Linked DNA regions of Homo sapiens: region 2 is linked to region 1. The links are chromatin contacts, found by POLR2A ChIA-PET in ENCODE. All regions are on one chromosome and are shown on one strand. Each heading gives the region's core, a stretch centred on a gene start or an enhancer-like site at or near the end of the contact. The rest is flanking DNA. Distances are from core to core; before and after follow the strand shown. Region 1 holds the start of SCGB2A1 (secretoglobin family 2A member 1). Region 2 has its middle 9.3 kb from the start of AHNAK.

Region 1 (7,075 bases), core at 3,512-6,011:
TTAGTAAAGCTGGGTAAAAAATTAAAAAATGTATGTAAACATGTTCAATAAATTGGAACTGGTTTCTGGGAAGATTAATATGGTAATACTAAGTAGAAGATGCTTGGGTGATAAGTTATTTGTAAATTATTTCAATAAAACTCTGAGGCTAGTCGTGGTAGTTCATGCCTATAATCCCAGCACTTTGGGAGGCCAAGGTGGGCGGATCACTTGACCCCAGGAGTTCGAGACCAGCCTGAGCAACATGGCGAAACTCTGTCTCTACCAAAAATACAAAAATATAGCTGGGCGTGGTGGTGTGCGCCTGTAATCTCGGCTACTGGAAAGGCTGAGGCAGGAGGATCGCTTGAACTCAGGAGGCAGAGGGTGCAGTGAGCCAAGATGGCACCACTGCACTCCAGCTGGGGCGACAGAGCAAGACCCTGTTCCAAAAAAAAAAAAAAATCATAAAACCAAAAAACCTCTGAGGAAAGGGGAACGCTGAAAAAAAATCAAATACACATGGATCAAAACACAGAACTTTGTTTTCAAACTTAAAAGTTTTAGCTTATATCTGAATAGTTACTCAAATATTTTAGAGAATATTATGTGGAAGCCGAGTTTCAGTAGTGTCGAACAGTCCTAGTGGTCCTTGGAGTTTACCATAAATACATTTTTTTATTATTCAAAAATAATGGCTACCAGCTGACATCTGGATAGCACCTGCTTTGTGCCAAGCACTGTTCTCAGGACTTTCCACTTTTTACTTGTGAATCACAGCAATTCTATGACTGTTCCCATTTTAAAGGGAACACACAGCATTAAGTCTCCTGTCCAATGTGGCAGTCAGCAAACGGAGGAGCTGTGATGTGAACACAAGTGGTGGTCAGGCTCCGAGTCCTCACTCACCACCCACCTGCCATCCAACCCTTACGAGAAAGGGCTGCAGAACCTGCAGAGATGGGACCCAGCAGTGCAACACAGCGGCGCTCAGCAGAGCTGCAGCTTCTCAGGCCCTCCCTTCCCAGATCCTTCCTGGGAGTCTTGGGAATGTCCAGCTGGGATGGGACTGCCCCATGGAATAAGGGATTTTATCCTTTCCTTACTTTTCAATCATCTGACTCCTCTGGGAGTCACCTCCGGCATCTTCTGAATTTATCCATCTTTAACCTACCTCTCCCTACCCACAGCCTCCCCTCAACCTCTGAGCCAGAGGACGTTTCTCCCACTTAAGGGAAAGCACCCTTTCCCTCCTTTGGCCTTCCAGAGCCCTTCATCCATCTCTCTCTGCACCTCTCCTTTCCCGTCCGGGCTTATAGTCTCCTGTGTGTGTCTCCCCAGGCCTCTCAGAGGTACAGAGGGTCACAGGTCTCTTCTGACAATTGAGTGAGTATGAAAAACGCACCACCGTCACGTGCATCTTGGGTGTGTGTGTAAGGGGAAGGGGGTTCTTCCTTGGTTGCTGTAGACTCCCCATGGAAGCTACAGCCTCTCCTTTCCTCAGCCCCATTTCAGAAAGGAGAGGCCAGAAAGCGTTTCTGATGCTTGTGGTCTCTTTAGAGGATTCACCCTGTTCCCTTCACTCAATCCCAACCCCGTGTCACCAGATGTATTCACCCCTACGCAGGGGGAGGTCAGTCTTTGCAAGCTTCTGACACATTTTGGGACACTGAGCTGGAATATGGGGGTGCTGGGGTGGATTGAACACTGAGCAACTCAGACTTGGAATCCCAGCATGAGGCTCGGGCGCGAGGGAGGCGCTGGGTCTAGACGAGGCCTTGGTGACTTGAACAACAGGCATATTGCTGCCAACAAAGATGGCTCCAAGACCAGAGGCCTTTCCTGAAGTTCTGTTCTGTGTAAGAAGGTGACTGACAAGGCAGGGCCACAAGGACTGGGGCACCAGGCAGAGCCCCAATAAGTACTGGCCAAGGAGACACTCTCACATTTCATAATCAAGGTCCTTCACTACCCTTGGGAAACAAGGCCACCAGCCAGGGTCAGCTGTGTACAGTGGTAAGTAAACAACACTTCTCCTTTCTGTCCTCCCCAAAATTAGGTTTGTTCTTGGCCACTGAGGCTCCACCTGAATGGTGGAAAGAAACATGTCGCAAGTAATCCAGAGAGAAAACAATGCATTCACAGGGAATTAACAATGGATTCATTCCTCTGGCTGTTTCATCGACTTCTTTTTTTTTCTTTTTTCTTTTTTTACCTGAGCCAACTTTGTTTTTCTTGTTCCTATGACCTTCACTGTGCCCCTAATTAAACAGGGATGGGCTTTCTATCATGTGAGGCTGTCCCGTCCTTTTCCTGATTCTATGTGGCCACGTTCCTTCCCTTCCTTACCTTGCCAGTGCCATCTGTCCTCAAGCTTCTGTACTTGCAGTTCCCTCTCCCTGGAATTCTCTTCCCCAGATGTGTCCTTGGACATCACCATCCACTCATCCAAGTCTCAGCTGAAACAGCACCTGCTCCTACAGGCTGCCTTGGGGGGCTTACAGGCCACTGCCCCTGGGCAGGCCATCTATGACAGCATTCAGCTGTTGTGAATATTTTGTTGTTCTTTGCAGCAATGACCACTTTCTCATACCTCTGATATATCTTTAGTCTTGTTCTTTGTGTCCTTCATTAGAAAATAAGGTCCACAGGAGCAAGCACCTGGTCTAACCTGTTTCTATAACTGAATCTAGTGCAAGGCCCAGCTCACAGGAGAAGCAAAACAGTGATGCGTACAACAAGGGATCCACGCATGAATGCAACTGCCATTTATTCAGAATTATCTCATGCTTGGCTGCGTGATTAAAAATTTACAGAGCGTCGGCCGGGAGCGGTGGCTCAAACCTATAATCCCAGCACTTTGGGAGGCCAAGGTGGGTGGATCACGAGGTCAGGAGTTTGAGACCAGCCTGGCCAACATGGTGAAACCCCCATCTCTACTAAAAATACAAAATAAATAAATAAATAAATAAATAAATAAATAAATAAATAAATAAAAATTAGCTGGGCGTGGTGGTGCACACCTGTAATCCCAGCTACTCAGGAGACTGAGGCAGGATAATCGCTTGAACCCGGGAAGGCTGAGGTTGCAGTGAGTTGAGATCACGCCACTGCACTCCAGCCTGGGCAATAAGAGTGAGACTCCATCTCAAAAAAAAAAATTTACAGAGTATCTCTCATCTTTACAAAAATTCACGGCCAGGCGGGCACGGTGGCTCACACCTGTAATCTCAGCACTTTGGGAGGCCGAGGTGGGTGGATCACCTGAGGTCAGGAGTTCGAGACCAGCCTGGCCAACATGGAGAAACTCCGTCTCTACTAAAAATACGAAAATTAGCCGGGCCTCGTGCCACATGCCTGTAATCCCAGCTACTCAGAAGGTTGAGGCAGGAGAATCGCTTGAACTCGGGAGGCGGAGGTTGCAGTGAGCCAAGATCGTGCCACTGAACTCCAGCCTGGGCAACAGGGCAAGACTCTGTCTCGAAAAAAAAAAAAATTCAGCATCACTTATACCCGTTTCACAAAGACAGAAAGGAAGCCCAGAGGGACCAGCATTGTAATTTGCCCAAAGACACAGCATGAGTACGTGTGGCCTCCAGGATCCACACCCACACCTGCCCAAATCTTATCACCTAAATCTCATCATCACCCAACCCCATTGCCACCCACTGCCTAGCACTGCCTGCCCAAGCAGTCAGTTACTCCACTCACTCACAGCATCCTCTCAGTCAGTGGATAGAAAACCGTAAAAGGCTAACAAAGAACTAAGCACAAATTAAATTATAAATATATTGTAAAATAAATTTGTAAAGTTGAATTAACTTAGTGTTGTAATTCTTAACAAGAATAACAAGAAGCTTTCAGTAGAGGTTAGATATTAATGTTTTCCCCAAAACTTAAAGCACTTTTCGGGGCTGGGCATGGTGGCTCACGCCTGTAATCCCAGCACTTTGGGAGGCTGAGTGAGGTGGATCTCCTGAGGTCAGAAGTTCGAGACCAGCCTGGCCAAAATGGTGAAACCCTGTCTCTACTAAAAATACAAAAATTAGCCAGGTGTCCTGGCGCATGCCTGTAATCCCAGCTACCCAGGAGGCTGAGGCAGGAGAATTTCTGGAACCCGGGAGGCGGAGGCTGCAGTGAGCCAAGATCGCACCACTGCACTCCAGCCTGGGCAATAGAGTGAGACTCTGTCTCAAAACAACAACAACAACAGCAACAAAACCCCAAAAAACAAAAACAAAAAAACCCGCTTTTCTGAAAAAGAAATGTCTATGGATTAGGAAGGTCTGCCTCCCATAGGAAGATGCAGGTATTGCACATAGCCCAAATATTTGATGATTCCAGGACCGGCAGATACACAAGTTATGAAACTGTTTGTACCTTGAAGAATAACGAGAAGAGGAGGAGACCAAGAGGAATAGAAGAAAAAGAATAGAAGGAGGAGGAGGAAGAAGGGAAGGAGGACTAGAAGAAAACTACAATAATAACAACATTGTTGAGACCACAAGATCACGCCACTGGGTTTTGCTTTATATTTTGGAAAACACTGTCACATCCATTTTACTAAAAGCCATGTATCATTATTGTAGTCCCCAGATTGTCAGGGATCCAAATATTACTGCCTTCTTGGTTTCTACAAACAGAGCACAGGCTGGCTGTGTTCCCATTGGTGTACACTATTGTGTCCTGGTCCCATGCCAGGTTGACACATTGCCTCATTCCTGGGAGGGACTAAGGTGCCTCCCTGGGGAATAAATAGAGCAGGGCTGGGTACTCACCTCCACAGCAACTTCCTTGATCCCTGCCACGCACGACTGAACACAGACAGCAGCCGCCTCGCCATGAAGCTGCTGATGGTCCTCATGCTGGCGGCCCTCCTCCTGCACTGCTATGCAGGTGAGTTCTGGGCAGAGAGGGCTGCTTCTGGGCTAGGAATTGTCACCTGGGCCCCTGTAGAAGAACTCCCAACCTCTAATCCCCAGCACAGACGAGCCCCAGTGTGAAGGGCCTGGGTGCGATAGGCCTTAGGATCCCCATGAGTTCCTGACAATCAAGCATGCAGTGTCCTCATGGGCTGTCCCCTGCATTGGAGCTGCACACAGTGTATCATGGCACTCAGCGTCTCACCATGGTCACGGTGACCATAGAAACCAGGATGAGTCTCAGGATTAAATATTGAAATGAACTATTTCAGTGGGGCAAGGGAGAGATGGCATCTACACCTAGAAATCAGGAAATAATCATGGGTCTCCTTGAATATGGAACGAAATAGGAAACCTCCCAGGACAGAAGGCCCAGGCTGCAGAGTGTGACCCAGTGTCTCTCACCCTGTGTGGCTCACTCTGTGTTCTCAGAGTTGATCTGGGTCCTTCTGGGATGCCCTTACCCTCCCAGTTGCTTCAGGCTCAAGGCAGACAGGTGAGAACTCACAACCCCTGGAGTCTCCTTCCAGCACTAAAGATTCAGTGGGAGGAAAAAGCCCCGGCTGCTGGAATCAGCGCTAATATTTCCATAGGTAGCCTGCCTTGTGCAGTTCACAAAGGTGGATTCCAAACCCTACCGTATTGGCATCCAAGGTAGGTGCAGATGTGTAGAAGGGTGACAAGCTCACAGTCAACTAACTGGAAAATCACAAAGTCCAGAGCACAACCAGCTCACATGAAGCCACGTCCTGAGCTCGTTCCTCTCCCTTACAGTGGGAGGTGACCTCAGATCCCCTCATGAACAAGCTCTATTTCACATTCATGTGTGTGTGTGTGTGTGTGTGTGTGTGTGTGTGTGTGTGTGTTTGAGACAGGGTCTTGCTCTGTCACCCAGGCTGGGACTGGGACTGGTGTGCAATGGCACAGTCTCAGCTCACTGCAACCTCTTCCTCGAAGGCTCAAGTAATGCTCCTGCCTCAGCCTCCCGAGTAGCTGGGACTACAGGTGGACACCACTATGCCTGGCTAATTTTTAAATTTTTTGTAGAGATGAGGTCTCCCTGTGTTGTCCAGGCTGGTCTTAAACTCCTGAGCTCAAGCAATTCGCCTGCCTTGGCCTCCCTAAGTGCTGGGATTACAGGCGTGAGCCACCATACCTGGCCACACATTCCCTTTTATTGCAGTAGAGTCAACAGAACTAATGGACAATGTCCTAGACCCATTCATCTGAAATCCTTGGAAACCCTACCTGATGCTGGGCATGATAACAGGGAAGCATTGCATGACTTTGAACCAAGAAAGTCCAAGTAGTGTTTGCTATGTCCCCCCAGTCAGAACACCTCATTTCTCGAGGGTCCTCTTCACCAAGAATACACAGGGTTGGGCTTCTCTGGGTTTGGAAGGTCAGAGAGAATTTGCAGAGCCTGAGTTTACACTCCCAGAATTGAGAACTCTGCATACTGCACCAAAATCTTTCTGAACCTCGGTCTGTCCCTGGAGGTACGAAGATAGCCAGCTTCCCAATTCATCTGTAGAATGAATCACACCTCTAGTAATGGCCCATGTTCTTGTGTCTTTTTTTTTTTTTTTTTTTTTTCCAGATTCTGGCTGCAAACTCCTGGAGGACATGGTTGAAAAGACCATCAATTCCGACATATCTATACCTGAATACAAAGAGCTTCTTCAAGAGTTCATAGACAGTGATGCCGCTGCAGAGGCTATGGGGAAATTCAAGCAGTGTTTCCTCAACCAGTCACATAGAACTCTGAAAAACTTTGGACTGATGATGGTAATTTGGGTTTCTTCTTATGTACCCTTTGAAAATCACTGATCAGAACCAGCGGGCTCTAAATTTGGCACCAAGAATGCCAAGCAACTGGTGAACAAACTTTCTTTATATATCAATTCATTAAACTTTGTCTCCAGGCTGCTTTGCCACTTCACATTGAGAATCTTTAGGGAGTGATAAATGGAAAAGGCAAAAAGGAGAAAAGAAAGCCTTAGAGATCACCCGTCTACCTCTGACCTCACCAGTCCCTTCTCACACAGACACAGACACACATAAGCACACAAGTATAGACACACACAGACACACGGGGACAGGCATCGGCATTTTTTTTTTTTTTTTTGAGACGGAGTTTCGCTCTGTCACTCAGGCTGGAGTGTAGTGGCGTG
Region 2 (6,435 bases), core at 2,818-5,317, 350 kb after region 1:
TTTCTTAGATCAGAGAGCTTTGATACACAGAAACTCTCCAATTACACTCAGTCCTAATGAAATCTTCAAGCCCAACCAGAACCCAAGTTAAAGCTGGTTAGAGAACAAGAGACATGAGGCTGTCTCCAGAGTACCGTCTGGGAGGAAAGAAGGCAAAGAAAGACTGTCCAGGCAGGTGGAAGGGAAAGAAATTGGGCAGGGAGAGTGGGGCAGGTGGACACGATGGGTCATGGCTGGATTTCAGGCAGAGTTAGGGGTGTGGGAATGCTGTGGGGCAATAAGAGGAGATGCAGACCTGAGATTAAGGAAAAGAAGCGACAAGACATGAGGCTGTGAAGGAAGGAGGGAGGGAGAGAGAGAAAACAGAAGAGCTCAGCACTGAGCTAAGGACTGGGCGGGCTGAGTTGTAAACAGGAGCCGAGGGAGGGAGTTGGAGTAAACGGAGCAGCCAACGCCCCAGCCAGCTCCCCTCCCCAGTGGGGAGCAGGGAGGGAGGGGCTGAGGAAGCGGGGAACACCACCTCCTCACCCCTTTCTTGGAATCTGCTTTTCTCCTGTCCTTTCCAACTTCCTCTGCCTTTCCCCCAGCTTCCTGGGGAAAGAGAGACCAGCCTGGGTTTCCCTCTCTCCTCTGCTTACAGTTCCCTAAGTCCAGTTGAAGGAGATCAGGCTGAGCAGGGAAGGAAGGGCCTAGGCTGCCCAGAGCCTGAGTCACCACATAGTTGAGGTTCCTGTCACTCGAAGTCCCGCCTCTGTTACACTCCGTGCCCTGTGCCCGCCCCAGGACTTGGATCGCTACATCTGACCCTGGCCCCAGGGCTGGCTCCACTTCCACGCTCCTTACCAAGCTACCCTTACCAAGCTACGGGTGCAGGAAGCCTTTAGATGCCTCGCTCTCCCTGCCCCTCCACACTTGGTATGCTGTGTCCACCACCCTTATCCCTCAGCATTTGAGGGCAGCATCCTCCTGCTCAGCTTTGGAGCAGAAGTGACTCAGTGAGTGACTGCAAGGATTGTGGAAAAGCTCGGATGCACCCTTGATAAGTCACTTCAACTCTCTGGGCTCCAGTTTCCCCACTGGTAAAATAACGGGTTATTAGAGACGGTCTCTGGCAGTCCCTGCAAGAGGTACATTCTGTATGTCTGAGTCAAAGAGATGGGTAATTACTATTGAAGAGTGGGATAAAAGGGGCGTGTTTGCTAACCCCTGTCCTAACAGTAAGAGTGGGTAGGGTAGGGCAGGGCTGGGCACAGGACCTGCCACCATAGGGCAGCCAACACCCTAGGCATCTTGGTGACTCAGGTCCCACATGGAAGAAGAGCCGGAAAGCACCCCTTGGGTCCCCTGTGAGTCAGGGGAAATGCGGATCTCCCTGAAGGATGACTGCCTGGGTTCCCGCTATAACCAACTATCCTTCCACCTTGAAAGTCTCCCAGGATGGGTACCGTAAGCTCATCATTCCACCTCCCTGGCCTGCTCAGCAGCTTCCACCCCTCCTGCCTGACCTTGGCAGCCCTTCTTCCCTCAGCCCTGAACTCTAGAGCCCTCCTTACCCTCTGACAGCTCCCCCTGCCCTACCACATTCCCTCCTTCACCCCTTGGCTCTGCCCATCTTCACCATCCACCCCATCCCAGCAGAGCCCGCCAGATGATTGCAAAAGGGCTGAGCCAGCAGAGAGGCCTTCACATGACAGCTGTTCCTGCTGCAGAGGGGAGGGGGCAGCTGGGAGTGGAGGCACATTCCATGGGAGATCCTATCAGAAATAGCCCCAAACCCTAACTGACCATCTGCCCCAATGATCTGCACATCGCCCATTCAATAGGCTTGCCTCAAAATCCTGAGGAAATCAAGAAAACAAAGAGGGGTGGAGAAGGGAGGGGCCTAGGGGAGTGAAGAGAGCCCAGGAACATTGAGACGGGGTCGCCAGGACATCACCACTGAGCCAGTACCACCAGCCCAAGGTATTCTCCCTCTAATGGGAGATGCAACTGATGGCAGTGCTGCCCTCCAGCACCCCCCACCATACCCTACTCCACCCATCCCTTGGGTGCTGAGGCACTGGGACACCCCAGTAATTCCCCTGGAGTAAAACAACAGCCTGCTCTGGGAGCCATGCCAGCCTGACTGGAGCAAACAGACAGGAACAGGTGGCAGTTTCTGTAACCTTTCAGGAGCACCAATGTGAGCTCCACAGCACTAGAGGAAGAGAACGGGGTGGGAACCCCAGAATCACATTCAAACATACAGGAGCAGGCCAGGCACGGTGGCTCACGCCTGTAATCCCAGCACTTTGGGAGGCCAAGGCGGGTGGATTACCTGAGGTCAGGAGTTCGAGTCCAGCCTGGCTAACATGGTGAAACCCCATCTCTGCTAAAAATACAAAAAAAAATTAACAGGCATGGTGGCACACACCTGTAATCCCAGCTACTTGGGAGGCTGAGGTGGGAGAATTGCCTGAGCCCGGGAGACAGAGGCTGCAGTGAGCCGAGATCATGCCACTGCCCCTCCAGCCTGGCCAACAAAGAGAGACTCTGTCTCGAAAAAAAAAAACAAAAACACAGGAACACAGCAAGTGGGGAAAGTCAGTGCCCTGCAGTGCCCTATAGGTACACTGGTTGGAGGAGCTGGGGAAGCTACAGCACCCAGAAAAATCCATTTGATGTGTGGAGGGAAAGTTCTGAGTTGACAACAAAGAGTGCCCGTTGCCATGAAAACCACAGTATTAATTTCAGAAATGACTGGGTGGAGCCTCCAAAGCACTTCATTCCCCTCCCTTCAACATTCTAGGCTTCCCCCACCTTTCAAAAGGGGAAGTGGCACATTTGGGGCATGTGGGCAGCTGGTGGGATGGGTCCGACCCAGTGAGAGCAGCAGCTGTCCAGCTCCAGCTCAAAGCAGGGCACGAAAAAAAGGAAACAATATAAGTCTTTCTTGGAAGAACTTTAAAGGTTTTTAACTTTTTAATAAGTGACTTAAGCAGAAGTGCCAAAAAAGCTAAGATAAATAGCTGCTTATAACCAGTATCTACTGGTTTATCTACAAACTAACCAAGTCTCTCTCAGCCCCTCCCATTCACACTCCAGGCTCTGTAAAGATTTTATCTGAGTCAACTGCAGCCCTGAGCCCCGACCCCTTCTCCAGTTTCTCTCACCCTCCCTCTGTGGAGGTTCTGAGATTTTGCCCAGTAAGTGGATAAAAGAGCCTCCCCCTTCCCTCATTCTACCCTAGTTTTCTAAGATCATGCCCTGCCCTCAGCCCCTGATCCATTCAAACACCCCCTTCCCTTTCTGCTCCTCACCCCAGTCTCTGTGCCATGTGCTGGACCATGGAGTCGGGTCGCCAGCTCTATGTGGTGTTTGGGTGGCATGAGACTCCCTAGCACCAAGAGAAAACTGCCCAGCAACCACAGACATCCACAGGCGCAGGCTCTGATTGGCTGCCCACAGCAAAAGCAAGGAAAAGGAAGGATCCAGCAAGCCATGGAGAGCCCAGCGGGGATGGGAAGGGCAAGAGCCCTTGCTGCAGTGACTCAGGCCTCCCTGGGGCAGGGCGGGGGACAGAAAGAACTCCAGATGTGCTTCCCCTTTCCTGCCTCACATCTGCCGTTAGAAACTTCCACTGTTAACCTCTCCCCTACCCACCACAGCAGAGAAGCCCTTGCATCCCACCCCCATCTAGAGGCCAACGGCCCAGCCTTCCTGGGGCCACAACCCTCTCGTCTTGAGGCTCCTCCTCCTGCTTGTGGGTACTGGCCCTAGCCCAAGTGCAAGCACTGCTTCAAACAACAACCTGGCCACCCTTACTCTGCACCGCGTGGCGAGGGCTGGAGGCAGGATGTGCAGATGACTCACTCTTCCTGCAGGCAGAGGAAGGCTGAGGTAGGGGTCTCTGCCCCAGCGCAGACCACCTAGTCCATGTGGGCTGCCAGGCCCGCTGCTGCCCATGGCCCACCCAGAACCCCCGACCCACTTCACAGTTGGGCTTCCCTCCTGAGCCTTTCAAGCAGCCCTCTAAAACCTAAACTACTCTTCCAACTTGGTCCCTCCTGCCTGAGGCTTCAGCCACAGGAGGTTACGGTAAGCAAACACCAGGAAGGTGGTGAAGGTCCCACAACCACAGAAGGAGGTGTGATTTGAAACAGAATTTGGGAAGAGTCTGACAGCTTCAGTGAGGCCCCAGCAACAAGCTAAAAGGCACGCCCCAAGCCTGCATCTAGCACTTTCAGTTGCAATCATGGCAAGCACTACTAAGGCCTCCAACTCCTGGCCTCAGCCATCCCCCCACCCAAGTAGCCAAGACTACAGGAACATGTCAATGCACCAGCTGCACCTAGCATTTTCAGATCCTAGCTAACAAGAGCTCAGGAGGCTCAGAAGAAAGGTTATCAAGTTTGGACCCAGCTCAAGATGAGCAGCCAGGGAGCAGTCTGAGCAAGCATCAGCCCATCTCCACCCATATGGATTCTAAACCACAACTCTTTTCTGCCCACTCCAACTGCAGGTCAAAGTGCTCAGCTGCAGATGACAGCCCTATCCCCTCCCAACTACCAGCCCATTGTATGTACCTGGTTTCCCCATCCAAGCCAAGAGCCCTCTTCTGTGCCTGGACTAAGAAACAGAATGAAAAAACCACACAGAAAATCATAAGCTGGGGACCAAAGGCAGTCAACCGTTTCTGCATATGCCTCAAAATGTGACTCAATCTAGAGGTTTCCAGTTTCACCTGAGCTGTTAAATTTACAGGAAGATCTTAAATGATCTTCGGAAAAGACAGAAGAGCAAGAAAATCTGAAAAGGATATTAATAAAAATTAAGCTCAAAGGGGAAAAAATAGTAACCTTTGGCCTGAGCAGGATATTAGCTGACAATTACAACTACTCTACCTTCTAGGAGGCAGCAGGGTGTGGACACAGGCTTCAAAGTGACACCCACTGGGCGTGGTGGCTCACGCCTGTAATCCAAACACTTTGGGAGGCCAAGGTGGGCAAATCATGAGGTCAGGAGTTCGAGACCAGCCTGGCCAACATGATAAAACCCCGTCTCTACTGAAAATACAAAAATTAGCTGGGCATGGTGCACGTGCCTGTAATCCCAGCTACTCAGGAGGCTGAGGCAGGAGAACTGCTTGAACCAGAACTCAGGAGGTGGAGGTTGTGGTGAGCCGAGATCACACCATTGCACTCCAGCCTGGGCAACAAGAGTGAAACTGTCTCAAAAAAAAAAAAAAAAGTCACACCCAAGTGAGGCGTGATGGCATGCACCTATAATCCCACCTACTAAGGGGGCTGAGGTGGGAGGATCACTTGAGGCCAGGACTTCAAAACTGTAGCACGATTGGTGGCTCACGCCTGTAATCCCAGCGCTTTGGGAGGCCGAGGTGGGCGGATCACGAGGTCAGGAGATCGAGACCACGGTGAAACCCCGTCTCTACTAAAAATACAAAAAATTAGCCTAGCGCGGTGGCGGGTGCCTGTAGTCCCAGCTACTCAGGAGGCTGAGGCAGGAAAATGGCGTTAACCCGGGAGGCGGAGCTTGCAGTGGAGCCAAGATCGCACCACTGTACTCCATCCTGGGCGACAGAGCGAGACTCCCGTCTCAAAGAAAAAAAAAAACTATAGCACGATTGAGCCTTTGTACAGCCAGCCACTGCACTCCAGCCTTAGCAACATAGCAAGAACCCCAGCTCTCAAATAAATAAAATTTAAAACATTTTCCTGACCCAGTTCTACCAAAAAAATTTTAAATTAAAAAAAAAAAGTGACACCCACTGGGTTCAAAACTCTGCCTCTACCACTTAAAATGTGTGATCACAGTCAAGTTAGTGAAATCTGTAAATCCCTATGCTTCCCGTTAGAAATCAGGGATACCACCACCAGACTGATAACACAGCCAGGAATGGGCCAATGGGCCAGGCCAGTGTCTGTTCTGAGTAGTCTGTGCCTTGTCCTGCAGGTTTGAGGCATTTGAACCACAGCCCTAGGGCAGGCATGGTGATGCATGCCTGCAATCCCACCACTTTGGGAGACCAAGGCGGGACGACCGCTGGAGGTCAGGAGTTTGAGAACAGCCTCGGCAATGTGGCGAAACCCTACCTCTACAAAAAAAAAAAAAAAAACCCACCACGAAAATTAGCCGGGCGTGGTGGTGCACACCTATAGTCCCAGCTACTCAGGAGGCTAAGGTGGGAGGATGGCTTGAGCCTGGGAGACAGAGGTTGAGCTGAGACTGCACCACTACACTCCAGCCTGGGCAACAGAGCCAGACCTTGTCTGAAAAAAAAAAAGAAAAAAAAAGAAAAAGAAACTACAACCCTTGCATATTGTCAGCTACCTACCTCACAGGACAGTTACAGGAAATAATGTAAAGTTCCTTTGCGCTCTGTGAATTATACACGTTAGCTCTTGTTATTAGCAGCTATTCTCTCCCTTCACTGGG

Evidence for each region. ChIA-PET counts read pairs that join two places held with the same protein, here RNA polymerase II (POLR2A).
Region 2: POLR2A ChIA-PET joins it to region 1 with 12 read pairs in activated CD4-positive, alpha-beta T cell. The contact joins the enhancer-like site here to the promoter of SCGB2A1 in region 1. POLR2A ChIA-PET finds 5 or more read pairs at or near these places in 2 of 52 experiments (WTC11 and activated CD4-positive, alpha-beta T cell).

Annotation. Positions count from the first base shown.
Region 1 is chr11:62,203,912-62,210,986 of GRCh38, forward strand. SCGB2A1 (secretoglobin family 2A member 1) reads left to right here and starts at 4,762. Exons shown (of 3, transcript NM_002407.3): 1 at 4,762-4,875; 2 at 6,502-6,689. The coding sequence starts at 4,821.
Region 2 is chr11:62,552,889-62,559,323 of GRCh38, forward strand. No RefSeq gene overlaps it. Among named protein-coding and RNA genes, the nearest start is that of AHNAK, 9.3 kb to the left of the region's middle. RefSeq lists a silencer at 773-822 and enhancers at 3,117-3,922, 3,325-3,414, 3,425-3,484, 3,815-3,954, 3,923-4,726 and 2 more. Within about 2 kb of position 4,068, at least 41 of the 41 ENCODE cell types and tissues checked have a DNase peak (open chromatin) inside an H3K27ac peak, as active enhancers do.